Linked DNA regions of Homo sapiens: regions 2, 3 and 4 are each linked to region 1. The links are chromatin contacts, found by Hi-C or POLR2A ChIA-PET in ENCODE. All regions are on one chromosome and are shown on one strand. Each heading gives the region's core, a stretch centred on a gene start or an enhancer-like site at or near the end of the contact. The rest is flanking DNA. Distances are from core to core; before and after follow the strand shown.

Region 1 (2,664 bases), core at 50-2,549:
TAAGTGACCTCACATTCTCTAACCCAGGTCTGTCTGACACCCAAGTCCATACTTTTACCTACTACAGGTAATGACTAAATAAGTTACTAGTCATGTACTTGTGGAAAGTTAATGTTAAAAATTAGTTATAGGACTGGGCATGGTGTCTCACGTTGTAATCCCGCCACTTTAGGAGGCAGAGGCAAGAGGACCGCTTAAGCCCAGGAGTATGAGACCAGCCTGGGCAACATATCGAGACACTGTCTCTACAAAAAATAAACAATTGGCTGGCATGGTGGCATGTAGTCCCAGCTACCCAGGAAGCTGAGGAGGGAGGATCACTTGAACCTAGAAGGTTGAGGCTGCAGTGAGCCATGATTGTGCCACTGTACTCCAGCCTGGGCGATACTCCAGCCTGGGCGACAGAGCAAGACCTCAAAAAAAAAAAAAAAAAAAGTTATAAATACTACTTCACAACATGCTTACATTTACTATTATGTGAATAAGTGGAATACAAAATGCAGTATAATTGTTTTAAATATAGAAAAAAAACTGAAGGTAGGTATGCTAAAATGTTAACAAATAGTAAAGTGATAGAATTAGAAATACTTCTTTCTTCTACTGTTGTGCGTTTTCCAAATTCTAGTGAATGCATTAAACCCTCATGGACTCCCTCTTACCTGCAGGATAAAAACCAGTTACTTCAGCACTGCTCCTAAGGACCACCCAAGTCCACACCATCTGCCCTTCAGCTTCCCCGCTACCCTGTCAGTCCTCCAAGCCTCGTAGTCTCCCCGTTGCAGGGAAAGCCTTTTCCCCTTTTCCCCACCTGCCGAGTTCCTACTCATCCCTTAGGACCCAGCTTCTTCCTGGATACCCTTCTGGATACCCACCCAGCCCTTCTGGATACCCTACAGGGGGAACCCGCTGTCCAGAAGCCTGCAGGTGGCCCCACGGCGCCCCGCCCGCATGACGCAGCCCTCGTGGCCACGGCCCGGCCCCGCCCCGCGCTCGCGCAATCCCTTTCTCAGGCTGCGTTCGCTTTTCAGGCTGCGCGGGAGGCTGTTCTGCCTCCTTCCCAGGCAGGTGTATCCGCGACTCGCGGAGCCTCCGTCACCTTTCACTTCACGGCAGCGGCGCCCCGCCCACACCTCGACGCTTCGGACACCCAAAGAGTTGGAGGGTGGGAAAGTGCGTACCTTCTGGATCCGCTTTAGCGCCATCCTACCCCGCTGCCGGGGACCCGGGCGGCCCGGCCGGGGCTGCCTGAGGCGGCCCGCTGCCGGCTCAGCCGCCACCAAGCTGCACGCCGGGAGCCGCAGCCTGCGCTTGCGCGCGCGGGGCACTGTGGGGCCGTCGTCGCCGCGTGCCGAGCGTCCTGGCGCGGCCGAGGGGAAGCAGCGGGGCTGCCCGGGTTACGCTGGCCACCCGCACCTGGTCCTGTGGCTTCGACCACTAGTCAGCAAGGCCCCGGAGAGGCCAGCGAAGAGGAGGGGCTCGTTGGCTTTACGGAGACGCGCGGAGCACCCTCAAGGTGCCACACGCTCGCCTGCTCCCTGTTCCTACATCCTGGGCGTCTTCCCAGGCTGTCATATAACTCCTGAGAATAGTGGTTCTTAACTCTGTAAGTATATATACCCTCGTACGCCTTATGGCTGGATGCGTTACAGCCATTTCCATGTAGATGTCTGTGCATACGTTCACACGCAAAACTCTCCGCAGTTTTGGAGATCTCCGTGTTCAGTCGTACCTCACGTGATCTTGCACTGCCAACATTGAGAACCCTGGCCTTAGACTATGCATCTCCCAAACTTAATTATCTGTCTCCTTCCTATTTTCCCAAGACTTGGCAGGCGTCTAGGTCAGAGTTGTTCAAACTGAGGGTTATGAACTAGTGTGTCACGAAATCAATTTAATAGGTTGCAACCAACATTTTTTTGAAAAAAAAAAAAAAAAAGCCAGACGAGGTGGCTCACGCCTATAATCCCAGCACTTTGGGAGGCCGAGGCAGGCGGATCACTTGAGGTCAGGAGTTCGAGACCAGCCTGGCCAACATGCTGAAACTCCGTCTCTACTAAAAATACAGAAATTAGCTGGGCGTAGTGACGTATGCCTGTAATCCCAGCTACTTGAGAGGCTGAGGCACGAGAATCACTTGAACCCAGGAGGCAGAGGTTGCAGTGAGCTGAGATCACACTGTTGCACTCCAGCCTGGGTGACAGAGCGAGACTCTGTCTCAAAAATAATAAAAAATAAAAATAAAAAAACAGAATAAAATATCAGTGCATTTCACATAGTAAAGGTAAGAATTGTGGAAGTTTTGTTGGTGTGTGTATGTAGATGATATTTAATCTTCAGACTGAGACATGTTTGAGCATGAAAGTGGCTGTTAATATAATTACTCTGGGACCAACGCTGTAATCTAGAATTGTCTCCAGCCAGCCAAGACACATGGTCACCTCTATGTTTGTACTCAGTCAGCATATAAAATGTATTATAGACATTTCAATAGTTGCCCAGCTTTGTCCCTGGCTTTCACGCTCCCATTCCCCCAATCTGTCCTCCACACAACTTCATGAACTGTCTGAAATATAAAGCTTACCACACTGCATCCTTACCCAGAACTCTTCAAGGAAGCCCCGTGGCCTACAGCATCACATTCACTGTCATCCAGGGGCCTTCAAA
Region 2 (2,664 bases), core at 112-2,611, 960 kb before region 1:
GTTCTTTACAAGTCCATTGTTGGATTCACTATCTATGAATAACTACATTTAGGCTGGGTGTGGTGGCTCACATCTGTAATCCCAGCACTTTGGGAGGCTGAGGCGGGCAGATCACCTGAGGTCAGGAGTTCAAGACCAGCCTGGCCAACATTGTGGAACCCCATCTCTACTAAAAATACAAAAATTAGCCGGGTGTGGTGGCGGTTGCCTGTAATCCCAGCTACTCAGGAGGCTGAGGTAGGAGAATTGCTTGAACCCGGGAGGTGGAGGGTGTAATGAGCTAAAATCACGCCACTGCACTCCAGCCTGGGTGACAGAGCAAGACTCAAAAAAAAAAAAAAAAAAATTTAAGGATGAGGACATTTTGGCTTTGGAAAATCAAGTAACTGGTCAAGGTCACAGATTCAAACCCAGTGCAGTTGCAGAGCCTACACTTTTTAACACTATTCCAATTCTGCCTCTTGTTACACCTCAATGCTTACAACAAAAAGACCTCATAGGAATTATTCATTTTATTGATAAAGAAACTAAAGATTGGCAGTCAATTTCCTTAACCACTTTAATATGGCTAACTGTGGGGACAGTTAACTGATCTCTGGATCCCAAATCTAACCTCATCCTAAATCATCTTCTTTCTATATTGTTCCCACAGTGATCTTTCCAAAATGTGAACCTGATCACATACGGTGGCTCCAGACTCTGGGGTAGGCACTAACTCTCCCGCACTGCAAATGGCTTTCCTTGATCTAATCCACCCTCCAGTGTCATCTACGACCATTCTTCAGGCATACACACCCCCAGCTGCTCTGAGCTCCCAGCATCAGGCCCTGGGTGCCTCTGCACTGCCGTCTCCTATGCTGGGTGGCTCTTCTCCAGAGTTGCCAGGCCAACTGCAGTTTGCCCTTCAGAGTCAGCTCATGCCTCCTCTAGGGAACCCCACAGGCTGGTCAGAACCCGCTTCCGAGTGCTCCAAAGGATCTCCCTCCCCCCGGTCGCCAGTGTATAGACTGGAACTCTGTTCCCAGCACACAACCAGCGCGAGCAGGCTGGGGCCTGAGTATGCTCAGCTAACGCCCCGGAAGCGAGAAGGAGGGAAGTGGACGACACCGGAGTCTAAAGTAAAAGTGTCACGGGAAGAGGCGCGTAGACAGACGCAGCGGGCGGCTGAGTCACGCTAAGGCTGGCAAGTCCCCAGGGCTAGAAACCGAGCAGTAACACTAGCCTACTCTCAGCTTGCCGCCCGCCCGGCGCGGCCCCTGACGTCACCCCTCTGCGCCACGCCGCCGCGGCGCTTCCGGCCGCGAGGCCGCGGAGGGCGGGACGGAGTGACTTCACGGGAAATCGCGCGCCGGAAGTGGCTAGGGCTGCACGGAAGTCGCGGGGGCGGGGCGCGGAGGCGATGGGGGGGCGGCGGCGGCCGGCGATGAGCGGCGGGAGCGCGTGAGCGAGCCGGGCGGGCGAGGCTGGGGGGCCCCGGAGCGCGAGCCGGAGGGCGGGGGCGCGAGCGCGGCGGGCGGTGGCGGCGAGGCGGCGGCCTAGAAGATGGCGGACGGCGACAGCGGCAGCGAGCGCGGCGGCGGCGGTGGGCCGTGCGGGTTCCAGCCCGCGTCCCGCGGCGGCGGCGAGCAAGAGACGCAGGAGCTGGCCTCGAAGCGGCTGGACATCCAGAACAAGCGCTTCTACTTAGATGTGAAGCAGAACGCCAAGGGCCGCTTCCTCAAGATCGCCGAGGTGGGCGCGGGCGGTTCCAAGAGCCGCCTCACGCTGTCCATGGCGGTGGCCGCCGAGTTCCGCGACTCGCTGGGCGACTTCATAGAACACTACGCGCAGCTGGGCCCTAGCAGCCCCGAGCAGCTGGCGGCTGGCGCCGAGGAGGGCGGCGGGCCGCGGCGCGCGCTCAAGAGCGAATTCTTGGTGCGTGAGAACCGCAAGTACTACCTGGACCTCAAGGAGAACCAGCGCGGCCGCTTCCTGCGCATCCGCCAAACGGTCAACCGCGGCGGTGGCGGCTTCGGCGCGGGCCCCGGGCCGGGCGGCTTGCAGAGCGGCCAGACCATCGCGCTGCCTGCGCAGGGCCTCATCGAGTTCCGCGACGCGCTGGCGAAGCTCATAGACGACTACGGAGGCGAGGACGACGAGCTGGCAGGCGGCCCGGGAGGCGGCGCCGGGGGCCCAGGGGGCGGCCTGTATGGAGAGCTCCCGGAGGGCACCTCCATCACCGTGGACTCCAAGCGCTTCTTCTTCGATGTGGGCTGCAACAAATACGGGGTGTTTCTGCGAGTGAGCGAGGTGAAGCCGTCCTACCGCAATGCCATCACCGTACCCTTCAAAGCCTGGGGCAAGTTCGGAGGCGCCTTTTGCCGGTATGCGGATGAGATGAAAGAAATCCAGGAACGACAGAGGGATAAGCTTTATGAGCGACGTGGTGGGGGCAGCGGCGGCGGCGAAGAGTCAGAGGGTGAGGAGGTGGATGAGGATTGAAACGGGCAGCTTCCCCTACAGGCCTCCACCCAACCACCATCCCCTTGGCTAGAGAATTCCCTTTCCTGCTCATCCCCAGTGAGCTAGTGGAGAGGGAGCAAGGGAGGCCGCAGAGGGAAAAAACAAAACGTAACACAGTTAAGAGAAATAATCGTAAGAGAACAGTGACGGACAACTTGAGAA
Region 3 (2,664 bases), core at 44-2,543, 870 kb before region 1:
GTGGATTAACATGCAGTGTTTCAGTGCCTATGTGCCAGGCACTATGGACAGGGTAGGCAACAAGGAAATCGCTCTGTCCTCACGAAGACTGCATGAGGATCAATCTATTTTCGGAATAAGATCCCAAACTAGCCATTGGTGGCCTTTTGAGATGTGATTTAAAGGAATAAAACCACTAACATCCTATTTCGCTACTCCCTAAGGTCTATCCATGTTAACTGGAACGGAATCGTACTCAATATTTAACTTTGAAGACACGCGCCAAGTTTAGATACTATGCTATAATTACAACTGATCTTTAAGAACTCATTTAACGCTCTCAAAACTAATTAGGTAATCACTGGTAATCCACCTTGGTCGGAAGAGGCCTGCCTTGTGGCCAGTCGCAACTTGCTTGCTAGGCAGAGGGACAATCGGGAGGGGCTCAAGAGCGCCTCCCCCGCCAGCGCCGTCACTGCAGTGGAAGGCGGTCCTTGGGCACCAGCAAAGGCAAGGCCCATTTTCACATTTCCGCTTGGGGGTGGGGGACACGGAGGGACGTTTGGGGCACATGTATAAATATTCCTACTTTATCCAAATGGAAGATATTTCAAGTGGCAACCCGTCACATCCCAGCAAGTCTCCTTTTATAACATGGCCTCCCGGGATCTACAGGACCGAGCATGGACGGGCTCACACCGCGCCTCGATCCTTGAGAAAAACCCTCAAGCAAACAGCTTCCCAGCTCAGGATGTAAAGCACCCATGCCTGCCAGGGGACAGCTTCCCAGGAAGGCGGTCGCAAGCCCCCGCGAGCGTGCTTCTGGCTCCGGTCTGCGGCGCCCAGGCCAAGCTAGGGCGGAGCCCAACGACTCTCAAGGCGCGGACCTGAGCGCGGCCGCCGAGCACGTGCGTCGGACAGGACAGGGCGCGGCCACATGAGGCGGGCGGGCGGACGCGGGCCCCCTCCCCCAACGGCCTCGCAGCCGCCCCGCCTGCCTTTGTCCGCCGCCGTCCCGGCCTCCTCCCCGCGACTCGCGGACCTCCCAAAATGGCCCCTCGTCAGGAAATGGCGCCGCAGCCCGCCCGCGCTCGCCCCTCAAGCAGGGTCGCCCCGCGCCCGGGCCTTTGGGGCGCTACCACCCACCCCGACCCCGGCCCACTTTCTGGGCCCCATTCCCGCACGCCGCCGCCCGCCCGACCTCAAAGGAGACGCGGCCCAAGGGCTCGCCGTCGACGGCAATGTCGAAGAACACGGTGGGGTTGACCATGGCTAATAGTACACGGTTTTCCTCGGCGGTGGCGTCTGCAAAACGGCACGAGCCTGGCCTCCCGCCCCTTTTATACCACGTTCGGCCCCGCCCGCAACCCGGTCTCGCGCCTCCGTCCCGGCCAATCGGGTCTGCGACTTCGCCAGAGTGACAGTGCATCTGGCCTATAGACGGAAGCCGGCGCTGATGGGGACGACACATGAGGCGCGCGTGCGCGCTAACGCGCGGAGGCAGGTTCCCGCCTGCGGGCTCCGTCGCGGTGGCTGCGGCATGGGACTCGGGGCGGGGCGGCAGTACGGGACGCGGGGCACGGGGGAGGGTCAGTGCGGAACGGGGGTGGGCAGCATGGCGCGCGCACGCGGGAGACGGAAGCGCGGCGGCTCTTCGGCCGTTGTCAAGCGATGAGGCGCGTCTCCCCATTGCACAGAGGGGGCAACTGAGGCGAACGCAGGCCTCAAGGTCGCGCCGCCAGTCAAGGTCGACTGGGGTCCCGCGCCCGGACCCTACGCCTCCGCGAGCGGAAATGGGGATGGCGCGTCCCCGAGACCTAGGAGCAGCCTTGCGTCCGCATTCCGCGCGGGCAAACACCACGTCGCGTCCTACCAGGCAATGTCAGGAAGGAGGTTGCCTTTGAGCATCGCTGTTTTCTCTAACGAGGTGGGACAGGAGCAGTCTCCGGTTTTGAGAGATTATGAAATGCTTTCAAAATGCTCTACTTTCCGAAAATATCTTACACTCTGCTTGAATCTTCTTCAGGAGGAAGCCATTAAAACAGGAGCCTGGCCAGGCTCTTACCTGTGAAGATGCATTATGCACATTTTGCCCTCTTACTCTTTTTGAATCTCTGCTCCTGGTCTTTCCCTGCCCCCGCCCCGCCCAGCTCCTACCGCCCCCGCCTCGGGGCTGAATTGTGCTTTGATTTTTGGGTGAAAGATAAGTCACAATTTAAAAGCGAATTTCTTCAGGCAAAGACATTAATAATACTTTAATTAAAATGCACTTGTAGGCCAGGCGCGGTGGCTCATACCTGGCGCTTTAGGAGGCGCGGAGGCCAAGGCCGGGGAGGATCGCTTCATCTTAGGAGTTCGACACCGGCCACCAGCCTGGGCATCTTAGAGAGACGCCGTCTCTACAAAAAAATAAATAAAAATAAAAATTAGCTGGGCGTCGAGGCGCTCGCTACTCAGGAGGCTGGGCGGGGAGGATTGCTTGAGCCCGGAGGTCGAGGCTGTAGTGGGCGGTGATCGCATCACTGCATTCCAGCCGGGACGACAGAGTGTGACCCTCTCTCAAAAAATAGGCCGGGTGCGGTGGATCACGCCTGTAATTCCAGCACTTTGGGAGGCCGAGGCGGGAGGATCACCTGAGGTCAGGAGTTCAAGACCAGCCTGGACAACATGGTGAAACCCCATCTC
Region 4 (2,664 bases), core at 57-2,556, 540 kb before region 1:
ATGCAAAAAATTATTTGGGTTTTTATCTAAAATTGAGTTAGGTTACAGGCTCAGAAGAATGTTAAACAGCTTCTGTCTACCTGCATGTCTAATGGGATGTGTGAAGGTAATGCAGGGCAGGGGACAGTGCCCATTGACTGCCCCAAGGACACCTAACGCTGCCCACACACTCCCAAACTCCCAGGAGGCAGGGCCTACCCTCCCTTTGAGAGCTGCTGATCAAGTAGGAGTTTTCTGTTTTCATTCATATTTGAAAAGTTGGAATAATCTGCTTTATGATGTCTTTATTCCCTGAAAAGTTAAGCTAATAATATTGGTCAGTGTTTTCCTATTTAGGAACATTTTCTGAACATGTGGTCATTAGGGGATTTTAGAGTATAAGTTATGTATCTGTTAATTTTTTCTGGGTAATTATGTGGTTGAGATGCTAGTGGCACACATTATGGTTACATTTGTTCAGTAACTGTAACTCGAGCCCTGGAAATTAGGCTTCTATAAAATTTCATAGCAATTCATGAAATGTTGTTTGTAAGCAAAATGTACCCAGCTCCTTGACTAAAGTTACCTTAAATATTCTTAAAGATAGAGAGGTAATACGCATTTCTTTTTCTCTTTCTGTATGTGTGTATATATGAGAGAGAGAGAGAGAGTGTGTGTGTACATGTCCCTGATAATTCCTATCTCAGAGCAGTGGAAGTCCTCTGAGTTTGATAATATGCTTTGCATGTGCTATATTTGTGGACTGCCTCAGAACATCTCTTGGGGAGACTACCTGGGTTCAGGGACCACCTGCCTATGCACCTGAATCATGTGAGCCCTGATTTTATTTACCACGGAGCCAGGCACTTGAACACTGTCCCATCCCAACTGTGTCCATCCCAACTGTGGACAGCTTTTACACGGTCCACCTCCTTGCCTTCCAGGACCCCTTCCTCCCTTCTCCTTGGCTTCTGTGGCCCTGCACCCATGAAGGCCAGCACAGGCACCACCTTCTCTAGGAAGCATTTCTGGCATTTGAGAAAATGAGCTTTCACACAGTCTGGGTTAGGGCCCGGATCCCAAACTTTCTGTTTCTTTGTTTCCTCCCCCTTTCAACCATTATGGCTGAGGTGTGGCCATTCTGCATGTCACATGGCTGGTGAAAGACTCCTTTCTCTCTCTCTTTGGTGCTTCTTCAAAGGCTCCTTCACTTTCAATGGTATAGGTCAGATTGTACCATGTGTCTGCGGCTGACTCAATCATGGTAGCTTTTCTGTCCTTCCCATAGCATCCCTAACAGGCAGGAAATGATTTAGTCTTTATGAGTGTGCCTCCCCCCACAGGGAGACAGCCTTTTCCTGTTGCAGATCACACTGATTTTAAGAGAAGACTTCTCTTCATATGCAGCTTGCCCTTCTATCCTCCCATCCCATGTATATGTGGCATACCTTCTATGATGTTTCAGGCTCTGTTCTAGCAGTCAGACATATAGAGTGGGAGATGCTCAAGGGGCTCACAGTTTAGGGGGAGCTTGGACAAACTGTTGCAATCCCATGTGATGAATGCAGAGGAAGGGTCCAGACCCATTTTCTGGAATGTCAGAAATACTTCCTGGAGAAGGTGATGCCTGTGCTGGCCTTCATGGGTGCAGGGCCGAAGAAGCCAGGAGAAGGGAGGAAGGGATTCCTGGAAGGCAAGGAGATAGAAGAAAGCATTTGAGTTGTGTCCAGAGAATCCCCTTGGGAGGGGTATAGTCTTGAAGGAGCGTTTTGAGATAAGCAGAGTTGAACCCGTCGGGTTTTTAGGCCTGTTGTCTAGGACTACCTAGGATATGTGGTAGGAGAAAAGAATTATCACACCGTTCAAATACATTTTTAAAAATAATGAAAGATTTTCCAATGGAGGAAAACTAAAATCCTTTAATGCAGATTTTGCAAAAAAGCGTTTTTGCCAAGTGTTGACTAGTGTAGAGTTAATTCATTTGGAGTAATGTTTTATAGTATTTGTGAAATTTAGTATAGGTTAGAGTTAGTACTGGATCCAGGGTTTAAACTTTTGTTTTCTCTTTCTTTCCCCCCAAATTAAAGCATCCTATCCTTTTCATCTTAATTTCATTCATATCTTCATATTACGTTTTTGAGATAGCTGTTTATTTTTTTGAGGGGGAAATAGTGACATAAATAGGTTTAGAACCTCAGGTGGCTTAAAACCCCAGATGTAGTCAGTGGTAAATTTTTTTTTTCTTGGTTAGTCTAGTTTTGGTGTTGGTAAGTATTATATATGCTGGTGGGTTTTTAAAAAGGGCACGTGGTAGAGTCTGGCATACTATTTGGAGTCTTGTGGTAGCTGCCCACTTCCTGCTAATGCAGTAGAGCATGTTCATAATGGCCTTATATGCTTTCCTTCCTAGGGCAGGCCGTACTTAGTCATACCAGGTAAGAAATATGTTTTAAAATTTTAGTTAAACAGTTATGATGATAGCTTATAGTTTACTTTGCATTTCTTTATTTATAGAAAGATTACATTTTCTACACAGTGATTTACTGTTGTTATTTCCTACTTTGTTAACTCATTAACTCCACTTACTCATTGATGGGAGTCTGGATATTATCCTTCTGTAGTTTTACAAATCCTCACATTTTCTTATTCACTGCTTTTCTTCTATCAGTTGATTCACTGAATTTA

What was found. A loop is a pair of places that touch in the nucleus more often than their neighbours do. ChIA-PET counts read pairs that join two places held with the same protein, here RNA polymerase II (POLR2A). Pooled maps may share reads with other maps.
Region 2: a loop to region 1 is called in a map of B cell, with 18 times the contacts of the local background. The contact joins the promoter of PURB here to the promoter of UBE2D4 in region 1. A Hi-C loop is called at or near these places in 1 of 168 maps with a recorded cell type or tissue (B cell) and 7 of 50 pooled maps.
Region 3: a loop to region 1 is called in a map of B cell, with 11 times the contacts of the local background. The contact joins the promoter of PPIA here to the promoter of UBE2D4 in region 1. A Hi-C loop is called at or near these places in 3 of 168 maps with a recorded cell type or tissue (B cell, CD8-positive, alpha-beta T cell and naive thymus-derived CD4-positive, alpha-beta T cell) and 8 of 50 pooled maps. POLR2A ChIA-PET finds 5 or more read pairs at or near these places in 1 of 52 experiments (activated CD4-positive, alpha-beta T cell).
Region 4: a loop to region 1 is called in a map with no recorded cell type, with 11 times the contacts of the local background. The contact joins the enhancer-like site here to the promoter of UBE2D4 in region 1. A Hi-C loop is called at or near these places in 1 of 37 single-sample maps with no recorded cell type and 5 of 50 pooled maps. POLR2A ChIA-PET finds 5 or more read pairs at or near these places in 1 of 52 experiments (naive thymus-derived CD8-positive, alpha-beta T cell).

What each region holds. Positions count from the first base shown.
Region 1 is chr7:43,925,071-43,927,734 of GRCh38, reverse strand. UBE2D4 (ubiquitin conjugating enzyme E2 D4) reads right to left here and starts at 1,299. Exons shown (of 7, transcript NM_015983.4): 1 at 1,179-1,299. The coding sequence starts at 1,202. It also overlaps a transcript of URGCP not described here. RefSeq lists a silencer at 866-1,405.
Region 2 is chr7:44,884,227-44,886,890 of GRCh38, reverse strand. PURB (purine rich element binding protein B) reads left to right here and starts at 1,361. Exons shown (of 1, transcript NM_033224.5): 1 at 1,361-2,664. The coding sequence starts at 1,543. The coding sequence ends at 2,481. RefSeq lists enhancers at 932-1,181, 1,330-2,289 and silencers at 1,172-1,531, 1,822-1,871.
Region 3 is chr7:44,795,310-44,797,973 of GRCh38, reverse strand. PPIA (peptidylprolyl isomerase A) reads right to left here and starts at 1,293. Exons shown (of 5, transcript NM_021130.5): 1 at 1,181-1,293. The coding sequence starts at 1,249. It overlaps LOC105375259 (a long non-coding RNA gene), which reads left to right and starts at 1,444. Exons shown (of 2, transcript XR_007060300.1): 1 at 1,444-1,906; 2 at 2,550-2,664. RefSeq lists silencers at 823-1,172, 1,193-1,462, 1,553-1,752.
Region 4 is chr7:44,460,138-44,462,801 of GRCh38, reverse strand. All of the region lies in intron 2 of NUDCD3 (NudC domain containing 3), which reads left to right. Among named protein-coding and RNA genes, the nearest start is that of NUDCD3, 29 kb to the left of the region's middle. Within about 2 kb of position 1,306, at least 2 of the 41 ENCODE cell types and tissues checked have a DNase peak (open chromatin) inside an H3K27ac peak, as active enhancers do.